Linked DNA regions of Mus musculus: region 2 is linked to region 1. Evidence: chromatin loops called from intact Hi-C (ENCODE). Cell type or tissue: heart. All regions are shown on one strand.

Region 1 (8,000 bases):
ACCTGCAATTTACACTTTCAACTATCTGACTCTGCACTATCTACTATTAAAGGTGGCTTTGTATACAGTGAAGGTAGACGGTGCGTTAGATGTCTGAACCTCGCTGCAGCATGTGAGGAAGGTGAGGGAACAGGTAAGGAAAGACCTGTTTCTCTGGCCAAGTCTGGGCTACATCTCCCTTCCTTAGGGTTGTTAAGGAGGTTAAGGAGCCAATCTGAAGCCAAGTCCAATGCAGGGACCTTTCTTGATGCTGCCACTTAAATGTGAGGCTTCGTGAAAACCTAGGGAGGTTCCTAGTGCCTCACCCTACTCACAAAGAGGCTCAGGCCCTAACCTTGGGTCTCATGGTTATATTACATTCTGCTTGATAATGGGGAGCTAAAGAAGCAAATGGAATTAAGACTGATAATCACGCACCCTGAAAATAAGAATGTTCATATTTTCCTGGATCATCTAAGTGGGCTGAATGTAATTCTAAGAGTTCTTCGCAATGAGGAAGAGAATGAAAACTGAGCCAACAAGAGAGCAGTGTTGCAAGGGCTGGACTGATGGTGCTGGTTTTGGAGATGAGAGAAGATTCAAGATTTTGAGGGCAGGCACCTCTAGAAACTGGAAAAATCAATAGGGTAGGCTGTGCCCTGTGACCAGCAGATAGATCCTTTTGACTGTGAGACAAAATTATCTATTGAAAGAAAATAAAACTTGAGACCTGTGATTCATGTAATTTATGTCAAATAGCCCAAAGAGTTGTTTGTGAGCTTTGAAACCTAGGGCTGAGAACATAGCAGAACAGGCCAGGACATGCCCAGGCAGGCCCATTGTTAAGACATTCCTGAGGCTGCTTGGCCCTAAAGACAAAGAGAATGACATGCCTGGACTGGCCCGGTGCCTCCCTATCTCCCGCCTTTCTGACCTAAGTTAAATGTTATCTGCATGTACAGTCTGCTGATGTTTAAATGAACCAATCATGTGAAACCGTGCCAATTCCTCCCTGCTGATGTTTAAATGAACCAATCATGTGAAACGGCGCCAATTCCTCCCCCAGCCCCAGACCCTTTTCTATAAAAAACCCTAGCTTCCAAGCCTCGTGGTCGATCCACTGTCTCCTGCATGAGATACATTTCGACCTGGAGCTCCGCCATTAAACTACTGCGTGTATTTACATCAAGACGGTCTGTTTGTTCGTGATTCTTGGGTGCACACTGAATCAGGAGTTGAGTGGGGGTTTCCTCACTAGGTTCTCTCACTATCATCTATCTATCTATCTATCTATCTATCTATCTATCTATCTATCTATCTATCTATCTATCTATCAATCTATCACTTACGCATAGATGAAAAAGGGCCCAATAGTATTTACTTATTGTGTTTACTTTATTAATTTTAATAATTTCATATGTGAATACTGCATTTACATCATTTCTACTTCATCTTCTTCCCCTTTTAATTCCTCTTGTGACTCCCCCTATTCTGTCTTAAACTTATGAACTTTTATTCAATTATTACACACACACACACACACACACACACACACACACACACACACACTATACCCATTTATACATATGTGTATATAAATACAGCCTGCTGAGGCCATTTAGTTCTGTGCATCTCTCTATGTTTAAGGCTGGTCACTTGGGATCGGATAACCCACCCAGGGGTTTGTCCCTAGGGAAGGATGATTCTTTTCTTGTAACAGACATTAACTGGCAGTAGCTCTTCATTTAGGAGTGAGGCCTTCTGAGACTTTCTCTGACAACACTGGAATGTTGGGATAGCAACTGATTTTTGTCACTGTGCAGATCTTGCTTAGGTCATTGCACTGCTAAGCTTTCATGGGTGCATCTTCCTGACATATAGAAGATGAACTCATAGAAGATGCCCTGGTCTACTGGCTTTTATACTCTTACCACCATTTCTTCTGTGTTGTTCTCTGATCATTAGGAGCAGGGCTTGTGCTGCAGATGTATCAACTGGGAATGACTGCAGAGTCAGTTGTTCTTTATGTTTTGACTAGTTATGGATTTTTTGTTAGGGTCTCTGTCTGCTGTAAAATAAGCTCCTTGATGAGGGGTGAGAGCTACACTTATCTGTGGGTATAAGGATATATATTTAGAAAGCAGTTAGAAAAATACACTGATTTATGAAAGTAGTAGTAGTAGTAGGTTGCCAAAGACCAGCCTCAGTTTGGAGAGGGGTTTCTGAGAGAAGGGATATTTGGGAGTCATGAAACAAACAACTTGACATCAAATTGTGGGTTAGAAGTTGACTGCCCTTGTTCTGCTGGAGACAGCTTTCCAGATAGCTCTTTCTGTGTTCTGCTTTCTCTTGCTATTCTAAAAACTCTCTGGATAGTTCATCTCTTGCAAATCAAAAGCCCAGGCTTCCACCATTTACATATCAATCCAGTTCCCTTTTGATTATCTCCTGCATCAGCATCCCATGACCTTAGTCCTTGGATTCTTAGAAGGAGAGAGCAAAGTTCTTGGTTTTTGCTTGCTTGTTTGTTTGTTTGTTTTGTTTTGTTTTGTTTTGTTTTGTTTTTTACATTGCAAAAGAATTCAGAGATCTTACTGCCTTTGCTAAGCACAGACAATAAGTTAGCTGGTTGGGACTCTGGCCTGAAATTATCATTCCTACCAAACAGGGACCCAAACTAGCTCTGTCCCAGGCTGACCTCAAACTCAGGAATCTGCCTGCCTTTGGATCTATCTGACAACCTGGCTCATCGTGCAACTTCTTCTGTTCTTTTAGGTTCATGAAACTTCTCTTATAATTCATATTGCATCCTTATATTTTGCATAGTTGAGAAATTATATATTTCTGAACTCATGTTTCTAGACTTCTTTCCCACAGCCTTAAGGACTGTCCTGAAGGCCACAGCATTTACCATTTTCCTAAAACAGTAGACACACCCTTGCCTCCTGGACTTACATTGGCTGTGGTTATCATGGAATCATTAATCTTATCAGGGGGAACATTTCCTGATAACTTTATCAGAGAGAATATTTCTGAAAGGAGGATATATATATATATATATATATATATATATCCCTGATGGCTCTATTCCAGGGGCAGGAACTATGTCATTCTGTCCCTTACATGGCCAAGCAAGACTTGGTAGTAGGATCTCCCCTAGAATTCATGGCTGTACCAGCCTCAGGTAATTGTCTAGGTCTGCAGTACCTGGCATGACTTCTATCTTACTGAATGGAACTTAAGTCCAATTTGCTACCTGTTAATTACCCCCAGGAAATAACTACTACTACTGTGTTCTTGATGTTATCTTACCATGTTGGTCATTGTGATCTACAGCTAAGTAGGATTATTACTTGTGATTGTCCTTGACAGCTTGCACAGAACCTTCAGATACTACGAGAGCCGGTTCTCAGGGAAGAAAGAGGCTTTCAACAGCTAGATGGGGCTGGGCTCAGAATGTGTGTTTATGATGGGTTGGTAGTCTTGCCCCTCCTGCTCCATGGTTTACACAGAGACCCAGGAGAGAACTGACTTGGTAATGCTGGTGCCCACAGAATATGAGTTGAGTCCACTGCTGGTGGCTGACTTTGTCCGGCAGCAGCCTCAGCTCATGTTCCCTGAGTATGTACAGTAGCTTTGAGTTATGTTCTCATGTATGAAAGACTGCATGTCATCTTTCAGGTATCAAAGCAGGCCTATATGCCTATATTGGCCAGTTTTTATTTAAACTGGCCTCTGAAATGTTCTTCATATTAAAAGAGACATCTTCATAGGGTGGTAATTTGGGGAGAATTTTTTTTTATGATTTTATCTACCCGACATTGGAAATTATGCTCCTACAGCTGAAGATGAGCAGGAGTAATTCATATGTAACAGAGGGGTACAGAGGACATTGGTTAACGGAGCCAGTATAGGACATTTAGTGGAGATACAGACTTGCAGCTTTAAAAAGCAAAATTTACCTACCCATAAATTAGCACTACTAAACAACAAAAGAAAAACAAACAAGCAAAAAAAAAAAAAAAAAAAAAAAAAAAAAAAATGCTAGCCTCAGCCCTCAGCTATTGACCACTAGGTGGCATTGTAGTGTAAGCAGAGAGAAATGTCTTTTCTCAGCTCTGGCTGTCCTGCAGCTGATGAAAATGCTTCTCAGCTCATTCCAAAGCAGGGGAAAGACATCAGTTCTGTTGGGGCAGCCATTGTGGGGATGAGAGCCCCTCTGTATTCAGTTCAGGGCGTGGAAGACCTAGGAAGGTTGAGCATCTGTGCATCAATTCTTTTGTACTAGTTGCAGGTTCTGCCAAGATATTTCAGGGCTATAAGGTCCCACATATATAGTACATGTGAATATTAATGTCTTCCATGCAGTGGTACTATGACAATATGCAATTTTAACACATTTGATTTAATGGGCAGGAATTATCTTTTTCCCCATTTCTTTGCTTTTGTGAAAATGAAAAGAATTTATTTTGGTTCAGAAGTTTATTCTATTGGAATGCTTGAGATACAATGTGATATTTTTTTTCCTCTACTGTGCTTTGGTTTTGCTAAGACCAAGAGCTGTTACAGCCTTCTCTCCTGCTGTCTGCATCGCCTTTCTCACTTCCTGACTACAACTGAAGCTCATTTCCCATGGGAACAATGCTCAACTTTCATGGAGGGTTTGAAATTCTAGAGCAATACTTATGACATAGACATAGGTCACATGGGCACACCAAGGCTTACAGTTCCCCTTGCCTTCTGTTTGCAGCAAGCTGGCATTCAGTTTATGGGTACACAGCAGAGTGTTACCTAAATAGCAGAATTTGTTATTGCAGAGTCATACAGTTGCTGCAGAAGATGCAGCCACCTGGAATGTATAAACATGACCTCATTTTACAAACATATCCTTGTAGTCACAATTACGCTAGGATTCTGAGGTAAGGTCACTCTGAATTATCTAGGTGGGCCCTACATATGAAGGCAGATATCTGTAGATTTTGACTATAGATTCTAGAAGAGACCTGGTCTCTTGTCAGAACAAAGACAGTTGAATGTAATAGAATCCTGTTTGGCTCTGGTTCATTCCTTTCTGAAGTCTCATAAATCTCTTTGCTTAATTATCCCCAATTTTACATTTCTGGAAACTATAGCTCAAAACCATGAAGCCCATCAGGGATGGGGAGCCTGTGTCTATTTTCTGAAATGCAGTCATTTTCACCCTTGGCGTAGTTTATACATTCTATGGTCAAGTCCTTACCATGTGTCTTAGTTAGGGTTCCTTTGCTGTGATATAGCCATGATCAAAGCAACACGAGGAGGAGAAGGTTTATTTTACTTACAATTCCTTTTGAAATAGTTTTTTTTTTTTTTTTTAAATATTGTCTGCTACCAATATAAATCAAGGCAATTAGGGCAATTGTCCTCTCTTGCATCAGGACAACTCTTTAAATGAGGTTCCCTACTTAGTGATCCTAACATGTGGCAAGTTGACATTAATACCAACCATAGTACCAAGTCTCTTTCACTCTTGTGCCCATTTCCAGGCTGGGATCCTGTTCTTATGTCCTCTTTGGTGAATGGCTGCTTGTCCAATATTCTACCTTCACAGACTGTTCTAAAACCACCACACCTCTGAATCAGGGCCAAGCTGAGTTCTCTGGGTCTAGGGAAGAAATGTATATGAAAGGATAACATTCAATTCTCCTAAATATTTGACTTATAGATCAGGTCTTCATAGGGGTCCCCCAACAACTGGAGCTAGGGGTCGTTCCCGAATCTGTTACCTGCCTATGGGTCCCACTCCCCTAACTGGGCATCCCTGTCTGGCCTTAGTGGGAGAGGATGCACCTAGTCCTGCAGTGACTTCATGAGCATGGGATGGAGTGGGGTGGGGTGGGGTGGATGGGTAGGTGGGTGTGACACAGGACGGGCTCCACCCTCTCAGAGGACGAGGGGAGGAAGCGATGGGGGAGTACCTGTGTGAGGGGGTACTGGGAGTAGAGGGGGGGGCTGAGGCTGATATTGAAATGTAAAGCAAATACATAAATAAAATTTAAAAAGAACACATGCTCAATCACCCTGCTTTGGGAGCTGCACCTCTGTAAAGATCCAGGAGGCCATGTTTGAGGTTCGAACTACCAAAGACTTTCTCCAAAACTGAAGTGCTGCTAGAATAGGTGCACCCTGGGACCTAGCCAGACTCCTCTCCTCATCTCCATGCCCAAGCTGTCATTCAGAGTGCCTTGTACATTCATCAAAACCAACAGGAGGAATATGCACACTGAGAATGTTCTTCACTCAACAGAGGGCATGGGCCTAGAGGAAAATTCCACAGGAGCTTCTGAAAACAGTCTCAGGGACATTTTGATAAGGAACTATGGGTTCAGGACACCTGTGTAGTGGTCTGAAAGTGAATGGAGCTACCTCTGTTCATTGGCCATGTAGCAGACTCATTTCATTGCAAAAGGCACATGCTCTGAGATGAGTATGGGGTCAAGCTTCACAGATGACCCTAGAGGCAGCAAGGCCCTTATATAGGGAAGAGCCTGGTTTCCCTATATCAGGAACTCTGACAAATGCCAGACAAGTGGCACAGTCTCCCAAGTCAAGTTGGTGTTAAGAGGTGGTTCTGTTGAGACTTTTAGGATTAGAGTTATATAGTATTTAGTGCTCCTTGGCACATCTAAGACCTCAAGACCTCCAATTCCAGTGTCCATAATGTCAAACACTGATTTTCTACAATACAACCCCTTTTCAAAGGATTCTGCCATATTTAATTTGAAATCATTGTGCATTTGAAGCAAAGGAATGCATTTGTGAAAGATGGCATTTCTATCCATAGTGGAAACTTTCTTGTTACGTTTTCAATTTCTTTGCTAGCATTACAATAACAAATGATCCAAAACATAGTGGCTTAAGGACTTATTCACTGAAGACTTGTGGGGACAAGGTGTTAAGATGTCAACAGATAGATTCATGAATCATCTGAAGGCGGGGGTGGGGGGTGGGGGGTGGGGTGGGGGGGTGGGGTGGAGGTGGGGTGGGGGGTGGGGAGGGCTCTTCCTTTCCACTTCCAGCTTCTGGCAGCTTTGTTCCTTGGTCTATAGCTACATGGTTGCATGACTGCGGCCTCTATCTCCACCTTGGCATGACCTACTCGTAACCATCATTGTTCTGACTAATGACCATGCTCTTCTAGAATTCTTGAGACTTAGAAGAATAAGATATGGGGTGGAATAGGGCAGTAGAATGGACCTTGTTCAAAAGCATCATTTGTCTCAAGAAGCAAGGCAAGCATTTATCCATGTTGAACTCTGCATGCACACAATCTTATAAGTGTGAATGACTGTCGAACTCTTACAGTGGGAGAATGTATGAACCTTCAGAAAGCACTGCTGACTTAAGCTACCCATTTTGAGTCCCAGAGTTGGACATATGAGTATGAAATAATCAGTTTGGGTTGGTTCAGACAGAAATTTCTATGGCATGATACAAGAGTATTTACTATTGAAATAATAATAATAGAAAAATATTTATTCTATTGCTCTGTATGTCTCTGTGTGTCGGTGTGTGGTATGTGCAGGCTAAGTGTTGAGATCAGAGGCATGAGATCCCCATGGAGCTGAAGTTGCAGGTGACTGTGAGCTTCTCCACATGGGTGCTGAGAACGGAACTCAAATACTCTTCAAGAGGTATGGATTCTTTTTTTAAATTTTTTTATTTATTATTATTTTTATATACATTTCAAATGCTATCCCGAAAGTTCCCTATACCCCCCCACCCGCTCTGCTCCCCTACCCACCCACTCCCACTTCTTGGCCCTGGTGTTCGCCTGTACTGGGGCATATAGAGTTTGCAAGACCAAGGGACCTCTCTTTCCACTGATGACCGACTAAGCCATCTTCTGCTACATATGCAGCGAGAGATACGAGCTCCGGGAGGACTGGTTGGTTCATATTGTTGTTCCACCTATAGGGTTGCAGACCCCTTTAGCTCCTTGGTTACTTTCTCTAGCTCTTCCATTGGGGGCCCTGTGTTCC
Region 2 (8,000 bases), 500 kb after region 1:
TATGGGCAGAGTTTTCAACTAATGCCAATGAAAGGCATGTAGGAAACCAGCCATGGACTCAAGGTAATTGGGTTTGAGGACTGGTTCCATACTTTCCCAAGAAATAAAGTTTGCTTAAGTTAATTTCTCTAATATCAATTCCATCATACATACATACATACATACATACATACTACATACGTAGAATGAGCATAATCATTGTATCCACCTCATAGAATTTATTAAGGACTAAACACAACAGTAGATAGAAGTTAGGGCAAACACAGTGACTTCCTCAAGCAATGGCCATCACTACACGACTGGTTCTTTGCTATGTGCTCTTCTCATGATTTCATTTTAACCATAACTGCAAGCCTACTAGGGAATTGCTATTACCAGTCTTTGACAGAGAAGGTGGTAGATGGTGAACTAAAATTAAATTTTCACAGGAACTTCCAGCCCAGTGATTTGTAACTTTATAAAAGCTTCCACTCAAGTTCAGGATTAGAGCTTAAATTATGACCCTCCACCAGGGAAGAAAAGGAAGTTAAGTTTTGGAATGAGCAAAGACTTTTTAAGGTTTCAAAATTATGTTCCCACAGTGGTATTAACACTTGACAACCTTAATGCTCTACAACCTTAAAACCCTGCTTAATTCAACGTATGAGGAGTAATGGCAGCACTCGGGCTGCCGTGATGCAGAGTCTTGGAGTGCATAAAAAGCATCTGCTTCCCCATAATGCCTCAATGAATCATTATGACAAACAGAAATAAAGCCAGTGCGTCTTACTGTATAGCTGATTCTGCTTTTCTGCTCACAAGGCACAGAAGTTAATTACCATGAACAGATGTGCTTAGATTGGACAAGAATTTATACGCCATGAAATTCAGCATGGACTAAAACAACACAATATGGTTGGTGCATTTGTACTTCTTGGGTGGGTGTTGAAAGGGAGGTGCCATGCACTATCTCAGTGTTCATGTGAAAGCCTTGAGGGCCTGATTTTCCAGTTGTTATTCTCTTTCAGACACCTTATGTCAGACAAATCCATTGTGATGGCTTGGATGAGAAATGTTCCCCATGCATATATTTTCCCCTGTTGGAGGTTGTCCTGTTTGGGGAGGTCACAGAGCCTTTGGGAGGCAGAGCCTTGCTGGAGGATGTAGGTCACTGGGGGTGTATTCTAAGGTTTTCATAGCCTGGGCTTACTTCCTGTTCTCTCTCTCTGCTTCTTGCATCCTGGGGAAATGGGATCTCCCTGCTTCCTGACTGGCAAGCTGGCATTTTCTGCCATTCCTTTCCTGTTATAATGGACTATTCCACACATTTTCTGCCATTCCTTTCCTGTTATAATGGACTATTCCCCCCATCTGGAACTGGAAGCTGAACTGACCCCCTCATTTCTTCTACGTTGCTTGTAGTTATCTTATTTTTTCACAGCAACAGAAAAGCAACAAATACATCCCTTCTTATGAGATGATACAGGGACGCTATCTGATTCTCATGGTACCTGTGGCTGTTTGCCTGCATGGTTCGTGTACCAGACCAATGAAGCCAGAGTTACATGTGTATTTCCACATGAAGAAGTTAATTGTATTCAATATCATGATGGTGCATTCTTGTCCCTTCTGGTTCAGGTGACCATGTGATAGAATATTTCCATCCCTTCTAGATTAGATGACAAGATATCCACAGATTTATTATCTTTGTTTAGTATCATGATATCATTTTCATCCTTTCTCAAGCAGGTAACCAGGGGCATGAAGAATAATTGACACGAACAGACATTCGTGTAAGAGTTCAAAATGTGTATGCATGACTCTTGTAATCAGAGTATAAAGTATGAATAATAATTGCTAGTTTATTATATTCAAAAGATATTTCAGATTCATTCACCTCAGAAGATACACTATTTGCTAGTTAGGTCCACAGTATGCAAAAAGAGTAGAAAACTTTTATAATCCACACCTTATATGAGATGTAAGATCAACTCTACAGAATATGTTAAGTGTTAAAATGAAAAAAAAAATTGTTTATCCAAAGACTTGGGAAGAAGATAATGAAGAAACTGTAACTTAAGGACTAAATATGAGCTGACTTCCTTATGAAAGTCAAGGTCATCCATAACTAACCTCATTTATCTCACAGTTACTTGGGGCACATGCATTGTCACTGTTGCTCTTCTAAAGATGAGACACTAGAGGCTTAGTGAAGCTGAGTGGTCTAAAGAGCACACAAGCTCACAAAGAGCCAGCACATGACTGCAGAAGCATCCTCTACAGGGAAGTAATGGAGCCAGGAGTAGAGGGACCCAATGCACTGGTTCTTTTGGTGAATTGTGGAAGGAGTCACAGAGGAGCTGTTGTGAGACTTGGGCATTGCACATGAGGATTAGGATGAGGAGTTTTATCAAAGGAAGAAAAAGAAGTGTATTCAGATAAAGGCTCTGATTCAAATGCAGCACAATTTCCCCATCTTTTAGATGGTTGGTGTATTCATTGTGATTTCTGCTTGCACTGAGATAGGATAAGCATAGCCTTGGTTTCTTGTACAATTGCAGCCTTGACTTTGGTCTTCATACTTCACTCACTCAGTTCCTAATGATCTATATCAATGATAATTAACTAAAAATTAATAAGATACAATGAAGGAAAATAAAAACAAACAAAAATGCATGAACAAACAAACAAACAAACAGAAACAAAAACCTTCCCTAATGTTATTTCCTTGGCCAAAGACTAGATAAATCTCAGTGCCAACACGAGCACACCTTTCTGGATGCTTTTCCATTTTGATTAAACATGTATGGAGGTTAGAGAACAATGCATAAGGAGTCCGTTCTCCCAATGTATCGTGTGAGCTCTTAGGCTGGAATTCTGACCACCAGGCTTGATGAACCCTTCTTTGCCTTATGAACCATTTCACCACCTTAAGTTTTGAGACAGGGTATCACAGTAAATTTAGAACTCACACATTAGACTGGACTGGCTTACCAGTGAGTTTCTGGGATCATGGTCTTGGTCTCTCCAGCTCTGGAATTATAGGAGCATATATATAGCCTTTTATGTCACTGCTAAAGATTTGAACTCAGGTCCTTGTGATATGCAGCAAGCACTCTGCCCACTGAAGCATGCCCCTGGCATGTTATTTTTCTTTAAAAGTCCCTATTTGAAGGTGACTATTCTTAAAAGACAGAAACTACATAGAGCAATCTTCTAAGAGGTTATCAGAAATTGGGAAAATGTTTTAAGTTCCAAAGCAAGATAGTGGTAAGTCATTTACATTATACAATTCTACCCAGCAATGCTTATTTTTAGACATACACACTGTCACTTTTCATGATGATGACATTTCATCTCCAAAGCCTCCTTGAGAAGTGTTTCCTGTGTGAGACATGAGAAAACTAGAGAACTGGGGGCTTAGAAGGTAGATTTAGTGACACACACCTATTATGCTTAGAAACAAACCTCAAAACCACTGTGATAGATCCTAAATCCTTTGCTGCCACTGCTAGAAAGGAGTATAGAAATCTGAATAGTGGTGGATATTGAATTTCTGATAACACTGTGGCCCAGGGTAGACTCCCCTCTCTTTTCAATACCAGTGGCCTGCTTTTTCCTTCCAGGGTAGAAGGTATTCTTTTGGTCAGTTTGATGTATTTGGAATAAGCCTGGTCCTACCATTGCAACTCCTGGCATGGGTAATAGATGTAAACTCATGCAATGGCAGGGTCAAAGATGACACCCCCAAGTAGTGCATTAAGCACTGACTCCTAGAACTTTGCAGCCATTTTAAGGAATAGTTCTTGTGAGCCTATGCTTCCTTAAGCCTAAACCATGAATCATATCCTCATGTATAAGGAGACCTGAATTTGAAGCCAGCACTAGGGAAGGGAGGCCAAGGTGTCATCATGGAACCACAAATAGATGTCTTGTCTGAAGCAAAAATACAAACCTTAGAGTTTCCAGTATGTAAGGAATTGGGGCCTCTGTCAGTCATAAGCCTACTGTACAGAAGATAAAAATATTAAATGCTCATATGAGGCAATTTACAGTGTCTAACTGAGAACTCATCCTGGTCGGTCATGGTTACATAGAAGCCAGCTTCAAAAAGTCTGATATTGTGCATCCTCAAAATGGTTATATACTCCAAAGATTTGTGATTTATTTATTTTTTTCTGGCAACACTTAATGAACAATAGGGTTATTCCAGAGTCCTTATGGGATTTTTGAGTTTTGTTTTGTTTTACATTAATGTCAAATTATCCTCTAATACAGGACCACAGTTACCATGTTTCAGAAAGTACCTCCTTGGGTTAGGCAACTTGAGGACATATAGTCACAGCATATCCTCATAGAGCTCAAGAGAAATTGCCTCATCAACTACCATGTGGTCACCTAATTGTCATGAAAATAATTTTGTTAGCATAGGAATGGATTTGATAGCTCAGATTAGTCTTGGGAAGGAAAAATAGAGAAGATAACAGTAATAGGAATGTTCTTATCACAGGCATCAAAATATTTGAGCAATTCCCCACATACATAAAGGAAGAGACAAATGTGTTCTATCAACCTAGGAAAACCCTCCTGATGCACTTAAATCCCAATGCCCTCCTTGGATAAGAATCACATTTATAAATGATTTCAATTCAACCTCTAAATGCTGCCCATTTCTCTCCATGATTTTCCTTTTATTCTTGGAAAACAGGTTATATTAGAACCTACCAAACCAGAGAATTAAGAAGCCATAATTAGGCTTCTATAGAGATATGGATTAGAAATTAATAGCACTGAACACTCTTCCTGAGGGCCCAGATTTAATTCTCAGCACCCAATTAATTGACTGCTCACAGCATGTAACTCCAGTTCTGGGGTTTCTGATGCCTTCTTTGATGCCAGACTACAGGCGCTGCATATATGTGGTACACAGACATACATACTGTCAAACAGCTATACCCATAAAATAAAGTAATTAAAAAATAGCTACAGTACTAATTATGCCCTAAGGAGTAAGGGGCATTGCCCAGGATTCTTTCTCTCTCCAATAACCTTTCCCAACTCTTTTGCCACCCGGAAACATCATATCATACACTGACCACTGTTTTCCCCAGTAGTAATTTCTCAGCTAAAGAATGAGCTTATAGAGATCCTAATATTTTCAATACTCGGGGAAATGGTTTATTAAAAAAAGACTATGTGGAATAAATACATCAGAGAACTGGCTAGGGTGACTTCATAATGCATTTTATATTTTTTTCTGGCTAAAATGTCAAATATTAGTTTTGGAATAAAAATGAAGAGTGGGATGTTGTAAAATCAATAATTTAGCTTTCCTTATGGACTTTGGTTTCTTATCTCTAATGGCTCACTGAAAATATGAAAATACAGGCTGTGATCAGGTTTTTTTTTAAACACATGCAGGCTACTCAAAGATTATATCCCCTAACAGATCTGTGAAAATTATCATTATAAATGTAGTTCCACTAGATAAATCCTCCACAAGAAATTTGCTTTACAAAATAATAATAAAAAAAAATCTGAGATGATACCAAAGAACTGTGTAGTAAACATGATACCAAGATTTAAGAGTTACATTAAAAGTAAATTAAATTAAAATTTCACATATAAAGATACATAATTATACTATGTGTGAGATTGTAAAAGATTGCCCCTCTAGATTGTGAGGTGTATTGTCAAATCATTGATTTACAAAAACATGGTTCAAATATACTAAGACTTAGTATGATACTTTATATGAGTCACATGGCAAAAGTCTTTTAAAGTCATGGAGTAGAAGCCTCAGCAGTTAAGGGCACTTGCTGCCCTTGCAGAGGACCCATATTCAGTAAACAGTGCCCATAAGAAGTGTTTCACAACAACTTCTAACCCTAATGCCAGGGGATCTGATGCCATCTTCTGGCCTCTATGGACACCAGGTCATGAGTGTGTGTGTGTGTGTGTGTGTGTGTGTGTGTGTGTGTGTTTGTGTGCATGTGTGTGTGTGCACATGTAAGCATTCAAGACACATAAGATACAAATAAATATATATTTAATAAACTATGGAATGGTGGTAGGGATGACTACTTGGGGAAAACATTATACAGAATCTGTCCTTTTTCAAAGTATATTCCCAAGAATAAAGCACTGTTACATATGATCATCGTCTCAAATGGGATTTGTCTATTACCACATCTAATATGGAAACCACAGGGTAAAAACTGACACATAGCTTTCTGCTATGTATATCAGGTTCTGAATGCTGCCAGTTTTTTACAAGCTTATAATATGCCAGTAAAGCTAGAAGAGAAATATTAAGCTGGGAACGTATTTGTAAAATAAATAACAAAACTCATAGAAATAGTCTTTATTCCTCTTTTTCTTTTGTTTGGGGGAAGATTACAAGGGGCAGGTGTGGTCCTGGGAGTTCTGGGAAGTGAATGTGATTGGGTTGCCTTATGTAAAATTTCCAAATAATTAATAAAATATTATGCTTTAAAAAAATCAAATGACATAAATGCAAGATGCCTTGCATGGCAGTTTTAAAAGGAAAATAATTTACTGAAAAATATTCTTGATGAGATTCAAGTCCACAAAAGAGTTACCATCAGGCCTTGGGGCTGCTTCCTGTAATCCTACCTACTAGGAAGGCTGAGGTAGGAAACCTCAATTTTGTCTGTTGTCGTTCTTCATAGCCACTTGAAGATGAACCTGCAGACACAGAGCTTGCAAGGCAGAGAATGATGACCGTGCTTGCATTGCTTGCATCTCTGCCTCCCAATATTCTGACTCCCTTTCTTTCTTCCTCTCTCTCTCTCTCTCTCTCTCTCTCTTTCTTTCTTTCTTTCTTTCTTTCTTTCTTTCTTTCTTTCTTATTTTTGTAATTTTTATTAGATATTCTCATTTACATTTCAAATGCTATCCCCTTTCCTACTTTCCTCGCCAAAAGTCCCCTATAGACTCCTCCTACCCTGCTCCCCATCCCATCCATTCCCGCTTCCTGGCCCTGGCGTTCAACTGTACTGGGGCATATAATCTTCACAAGACCAAGGCCTCTCCTCCCATTGATGGTCGACTAGGCCATCCTCTGCTACATATGCAACTAGAGACACAAGCTTTGGTGGGGAGGGGGGGGGGCGGGATACTGGTTAGTTCATATTGTTGTTCCTCCTATAGGGTTGTAGACAACTATAGCTCCTCGGGTACTTTCTCTAGCTCCTTCGTTGGGGGCCCTGCGTTCCATACAATAGATGACTGTGAGCGTCGACTTCTGTATTTGCCAGGCACTGGCATAGCCTCACATGAGATAGCTATATCAGGGTCCTGTCAGCACAATCTTGTTGGCATATGCAATAGTGTCTGGTTTTGGTGGTTGTTTATGGGATGGATCCACGGGTGGGGCTGTCTCTGGATGGTTGAGATGGAAGGAAGGACCATCAGACTCCCTTTCAAGAGATAGAAGCACCTTTGAGTGAATCTTGACTGATATCACATAGAGTTCACAGAGAGGGAGACCCCTAGTGGTCTCTCTTGCAAAAGCCAGGTTTTAAGGTAGTTCATCTGTGAGCACAAGTGAACCAGGAAGGCTTCTAAGACTTGAACGCTAACATCTGATAGAGTAAGGTCAAGGTGGACAGAAAGTACAGTGGTGGAAAGGAATTTTAAGGTGCTCTTGATTTCAAAAGTGTAAGACAACATTAATCTCTCTGTGATGTGTGTGTGTGTGTGTGTTTTCTCTTGGTGTAGAAGATTGAACATGGCCTCCTGTCTGGTAGAAAGCAAAAGTTCTACCTCTAGATGATATCCACATAAGTATTCCTGTTTTAAAATGGTCCTTGCAAACATTCTGTAAATGTGCTCAAGTTTAAAAAGACATAGCTAAAACCCGTATTTATTTACAATCTGGACAAAACAGTTTTCACAGGGAAAAAGAGAGACATAAGTATATTAGAAAATGTAAAGGCAGAGCAAGCAGGTGTAAAAACATATGTCAGTCTAAACGTATCACAGCAAAAGGAAAGTAT

The links. Peaks named below come from ENCODE experiments on the same cell type or tissue, not always from the same donor. Only the 100,000 strongest peaks of a DNase experiment are listed, where the experiment ranks them.
Region 2: a loop joins it to region 1, with 7 times the contacts of the local background. A loop is called at or near these places in 2 of 42 quality-filtered maps.

The regions. Positions count from the first base shown.
Region 1 is chr1:130,346,541-130,354,540 of GRCm38, reverse strand. No RefSeq gene overlaps it. Among named protein-coding and RNA genes, the nearest start is that of Gm41951, 48 kb to the right of the region's middle. In heart, a CTCF peak has its summit at 4,053 (motif pointing right); no DNase peak of the experiment used is centred here.
Region 2 is chr1:129,843,111-129,851,110 of GRCm38, reverse strand. All of the region lies in intron 12 of Thsd7b (thrombospondin, type I, domain containing 7B), which reads right to left. Among named protein-coding and RNA genes, the nearest start is that of Gm36347, 230 kb to the right of the region's middle. In heart, a CTCF peak has its summit at 7,500 (motif pointing left); no DNase peak of the experiment used is centred here.